Regions from separate parts of the Mus musculus genome. Here region 1 is linked to region 2. Evidence: chromatin contacts called from ENCODE POLR2A ChIA-PET data. All regions are on one chromosome and are shown on one strand. The core of a region is the stretch at or near the end of the contact, and the rest is flanking DNA. Distances in the headings are between cores, read along the strand shown. Region 1 overlaps Gm34472 (a long non-coding RNA gene). Region 2 holds the start of Zfp706 (zinc finger protein 706).

What was found. ChIA-PET counts read pairs that join two places held with the same protein, here RNA polymerase II (POLR2A).
Region 1: POLR2A ChIA-PET joins it to region 2 with 37 read pairs in Patski. The contact joins the enhancer-like site here to the promoter of Zfp706 in region 2. POLR2A ChIA-PET finds 5 or more read pairs at or near these places in 2 of 5 experiments (Patski and embryonic stem cell).

Annotation. Positions count from the first base shown.
Region 1 is chr15:36,826,799-36,829,498 of GRCm38, reverse strand. The region is part of intron 1 of Gm34472 (a long non-coding RNA gene); the gene reads left to right. Among named protein-coding and RNA genes, the nearest start is that of Gm34472, 15 kb to the left of the region's middle. Within about 2 kb of position 1,343, at least 1 of the 3 ENCODE cell types and tissues checked has a DNase peak (open chromatin) inside an H3K27ac peak, as active enhancers do.
Region 2 is chr15:37,006,012-37,008,711 of GRCm38, reverse strand. Zfp706 (zinc finger protein 706) reads left to right here and starts at 1,310. Exons shown (of 4, transcript NM_026521.4): 1 at 1,310-1,584. LOC115488529 reads right to left here. Exons shown (of 2, transcript XM_030248876.1): 2 at 239-1,856. The coding sequence ends at 908.

The DNA of each region.
Region 1 (2,700 bases), core at 94-2,593, 180 kb after region 2:
GTGTCCTTGTCAAAATTCGTCAGGGTCATTGGAAAATAAAATAATTATATTTTGGACCTGACAAGTCTTCAACCAAAAATAGTATTATCCAGCTGGGCATGATGGCACATGCCTTAAATTCCAGCACTCAGGAGGTAAAGACAGAGGTATCTATATGTATTTGAAGGCCTTCCTGTTCTACATAGTGAGTTCCAAGTCAGCAAAGGCTACATAGTGAGACTCTTTCTCAAAAAACCACAACGATGACGATGGTGGTGGTGGTGGTAATGATGGTGATGATGGGGGTGGTGGTGATAATGATTATGATGACAACAATGACATCACCCAGTTTGAGCAACTGTTCATCTCAGTCATTCCAACTGACCCTTGAGTGGCTTTGTGAGTTTTCACATATCAGAGCCACACTGGAAGAAGCCCACTTTGTTACACATAAAATCAAGTGTAAGAGCCTCAGAGAGTGACGCCACAAGAGGAATCCCAGAAACATCGTAGGCAGCAGCTTACATTACCTCACCATTCCCCAACTTATCTCGAAGTACAGTGTCATTACTTCAGTGTTCCCCAGCTTATCTTGTAGAAGGTAAGTTTGTACAGAAGGCAGAGTTCCAGGAGAGTCCCTATAAATCCCCACCATTACTGTGAATCAAATCCTACAGACTCTGCAGAGCAAATGCAGCCTTCTAAGCTTGGGAGCCATGAGAGGAAGCAAATACAAGACTGGAAACTGATTTTCAAATTAGTTGCTTCTCCTGCTGACCTTACTTGTATATAAAAATATTACGTTGGAATAACCGTGGACAGACACGTTTGGATGAGTGAGCTGACCCTCTGCTTACCCCAGCTCCTTTAAGAGTTTGTTTTCCTCCCAAGTTTATTTAATCATAGAGCAAAGCTAAAGACTGGGGGCGTTATCTTGTATGTGGATACATGATTCTTTTCCCCCATGTGGCAAAATACCATCCTAGCTTTGACGCGGAGTTCAAGTTCTAATTGATTATTCTCAGTGACATTTTCCTTAGTAGACCAGAAGACCAAACTAGAAAAAGAGCCTAAACTTGTGTTTGTTTGGCTGGGTTTTAGGTCAAAGAGCACTCTTCTGTGTTCCAGTGGGGGAATGGCTCTCCTGTTTTCTCCCATCTCCCTTCCCTATCCCTCTATCTCCAAGCACTGAAACTTGGGATACCTAGGCACTCGGAGCTCTAAGCAGTTTTCCAGGAAATTCATTTCTGCATCCTCTAAAGGGCTCTTCTGGGCAGTCAGGGGAAGCAGCCCTTTTGGGAGTTGGCCCAGGTTCTAGACTTCCTCTTTGATAAGCGTAAACTCCCTTGGGGGCAGGAACTTAGGATTGTTCACACAGAAGGTCCTGGATCCAGCCAGATCTAGCTCCTTCCAATCAAGCCTGGAAGGGGCGGGGGTAGCAGAATCTGTACCTAATGTGTGTATTCCCCTTCTCTCCCCCCCCCCCCCCCCCCCCGGTGGAGGTGGCCCGGTTTCCTTCTCCCTTCCACAAATGTGGAACACAGGGGTGTCGTGACTTGAAAAGTCTCTTCAAGGGACATGACCCAGATGGGATGAGTCCTCAGAAAGGTGGTCCTTCTGATTCCAATTTATCCTCGTTTACTTTAAGGTGTAGGAGCCCTCATGAGAGGATGTTCTCTTTGGGCTTCATTAGTGAAAGGAGTTGAGCCTTTCCAGAGCTAGCAGGTTTGTCATCTGAGAACTGTGAACTGTGTAACTTCTTGGTGTGTCCTCTGGCACTGAGCCATCTTACCGCTATTGTCAGGGATTTCAGACACACATTCTATGCAATACTCACTCTAGCCTGGCTCCTTTTTTTTTTAACTTTTATTAGTTTGTTTTCGATGTTTTTCTTGCATGTTCTATTTTGTCCTTTTGCCATCTCTACATCTTGTTCAGGAAGATAATGCAATATAACTAATGTCAAATCAACTCTAAAACAAGTATTTAGAGCTGTTCACTTTCCCTTCTTTTCTCTCTTTTTATCAGTTTTCTCTTAACTACATATAGATTCTAAGGTCATCCTTCTGATATGCTAATGTCTTCAGCTACAAATACTTGTTATAATTACATTATAAACTAGAGGGTAGAAATAACAGGGCTGCAGTAAGAACCAAGAGCCTTCACTGAGTTTCGTTTTCAGCTCTGAGTGTTCTTGGTGTCTGACCTTGGGCAGAGCCCTCTCTCTGGATTTCAGCTTCCTGTTTATAAAATGAAGGGGTTGGACAAGGTCACCTCTAAAACCCCTCCAGCTCTGAAATTCATTGACTCTTTGACCCATTGTGGGCGCTTAATAAATAACAAGCACGCTTTCAGAGAGCCACAGGAATGAATTGACTTAGACGCTTCAGTCAACAAAGATTTACTTAGTGTTCACCCAAACGTGGTTGCAGTGTGGGACATGTCAGATGCAAAGGGAGACTCAGGACTTGCTCACCTGGCCCTGCTGCAGTTACAGCCAAGGTTCCAGAAGATCATTAAAAGCTAAAAGCACTAGCAGACAGAAGGAATGACAGGCACAGAGCGGAGAGACCCACTAGAGAGGAAAGGGTCTCACTCCTTTTACCAAAGTAAATCGCAGACGTAAGGGAGAAGGGGACTTGTTTTGTTTATGTGTTTTTTGTTTTTTTATTTGTTTTTGCAAGTTAGTGAATCAATGTTTGAGTTTTCACACTCTAAAAT
Region 2 (2,700 bases), core at 61-2,560:
AGCTCTTTGTATTTCCCAAGTCTAGATCCTCCAAGACTCTCAACCCAAAAGGCAGATTAACACAACAGTAAATGTGGCCACCATTAATAACTATGTTATAGCTTCTTGACATGTCTGTTCCAAACCTGTCTCTTTAGACACATTCTGTTCAATATTGTTTTTTCAGCACTTTGTTGGTCACTGGCTATACAGTAATAAAAAGGAGATTACAGATTACCATCAGCAACAGTAACAAAACTTAAACACGTAACTACATTTTAATAAAGGCTTGTGAGCATAAAGTGAAATGAATCAAAGATGAGCCCACTTCAATCATGGCCCAGCTGCGTTGCACCTTTCTGGCTATTTTTAACAATACTGTGACAAGGTTATCATAGTACAAGTAAAGTAGACTATGCTCATAGTCAACGAATTCTCTGGCTACTGGCAGGCAAGTTTGAGATTCTGACTGGGCATGGCGACACATGGTCATGTAGCTCCTGTGGAGGTGAAAGGGTTCAGTTCTAGGACAGACTGAACCACATAGTGGTTTTAAGGCCACAAAAGCAGTATACCTATAACCTAATTAGATCTAATGGGGAGCAGCTTGTTGCAGGTACAGGGCAACAAATGCAGAGATTTACAACGCCATTTCTAACCACCACTAGATGTTAGAATTGCAATCGCTCTTAATAAGGTATCTGAAGTTCACAACGTGGTCTAAATCAAGTGGAGGCGGGGAACGACCTTTTATTCTTTCCCCAAGTATTAGCAATCCAATAGCCAGCCTGCACAGGCCAAGCGAGCACGTTAGGATTTAGCCGATTTTTCAGGCTCAAGTCTCCATCTATGTGAAAGTCCCTAGTAAGTCAAAATACCCTGAGCACGGAACCAGTGAGGGAACAATGGCAGCGAGTCTGGCAGGGGGTCATGGCCGAGCGGCGGCCACGCGGGGCCCCGGACGCGACTCCCCCGCCGCTCCGGCTAGCGCCTTACAGGGCTCCCGGCTGGCCAGGGAAAAACGAGGGCGGCGGGGCAAAGGCCAGGCCGGGTGAGTGAAACACGAAAGAGTGACTGCTGAGCCACTCGGCCGACAGCCGCCCGTAGACCGGAGGTCACACACCGCAAGGGCAGGGGGACACGCTGAGACGACACCGAGAGAGCGGGCGGGAAGCAGAGGGGCGGGCGAGGGCCCCGCAGTTCCCGTCTTAGGCCCCGCCCCCGCGCGCTTATGTAACAGGGGAGAGCTGCCATTGGCCTGCAGACCGGAAGGACGCGGGCATGCTAGAGGGGCGGGGCAAAGCCGCCGCAGGAAGGTGAGGGGCGGGACCGCGCGGGCAAGCAGGCGGCGCTGAGGCGACTGGGAGTGCGGCGCGGCGTGCGCGGGCACGAGCGACGGGCCTGCCTCGGGCTCAGGCGCGGCGGGCGCGCGCTGCGGCGGGTGTGCGAGGCGCGGGCTGTTGTGCTCCCGGCTCTGCTCGGTCCTTCCTCTGCGGGTGGCGGAGGCCCCAAGCGGTGCGGGGCTCGACCCTTCCTTCCCTACTCGTCCTGCCCAGCTCTTCTCGCGCTGCGCGGTCTCTCGGACGCCAGACCGGCCCGGCCCGGGTAAGCGGCGCCGCAGGACGCGGGAGCCGGGGCGGGAGGCACGCGGCGGCGGGAGGCCGGGGCGGGCGTCGGACTCCCGGCGGAGCGGGCGCGGGGCTGAGGGCCGCCGAGGCCTCGGGCGGGCCGGGCTGCAACCGTGGGGTTGAGTCTGCCCACGAATGGCTGTTGAGAGCTGGGATCGTGCCGCGGAGCCGACCTGGGCCCCTTGCTCTGGCTGGTTGCAGAGTGTGAGCCCATTTCCTGGCTCCCCGGCCTCAGAGTAAGTTGTTTCTCTTTAAGCGGCCCCTTAGGGCCTCCTTCTCAAGAGTCCTGGTATTCCAAGAACTCTTCCTGGTTCGTAGCTCATTTGCAGCCTCCTGGGAAAGCTAAAACTTTTATTAAAAATCAGCTGGTAACTGTTTGCAAACGATTTATTGCCTTTCAGTTTGTCCCACTTAATCAGGGAGCGATTTATACGTAAGATTTTGTCAAAAACTCGATGAGCTGGTCAAGAGCAAATTGTAAGTTGAACTGTCCGAAAGCAGGTGGTTGGATCGTTTGCACTTCTGCTTTCAGAAAGGAAATCTGTGCTGTCAGAAGTTAGGGGCCTGCCCCGCTCAGCTAGCCTGTTAGAACAGATCTCCTTTGCCTAGTGTTACATTTTGTGTTTATTGAAGCGTTTGCCTTTTTGTAACCGTTGGTGGTGGTAAAGAAAATGGGTTAAATCTTAGGTGTTCTGTTGTGTTTTAGGAGAAGCCCTAAACGCAAAAGTTAAAAAATAGTTTTTGCTTATCTGATGGCATTGTTTTTACAGCACGCTTCATGAAAAGGTTATCAAAGTAGCTGCTTTAATTTCTAGATGGCAAGGAAAGTTCTGGAATTACTGATGTGAGGTTCTGTAACTTAAGCATAAAACCCTTAAGATCTGTTCACCAAGTAATTCACATACATAAGCCATGCTTTATGGAAGAGTTAAGATGTTTTAGACAATCAGAATGATCTAGTAAAGATCTGATACTAAGACAGGGGGACATTAAGAGTGTTTTCAGGACTGGAGAGATGGCTCAGCGGTTACGAGCACTGTCTTCTCTTCCAGAGGTCCTGAGTTCCATTCCCAGCAACCACATGGTGACTCAC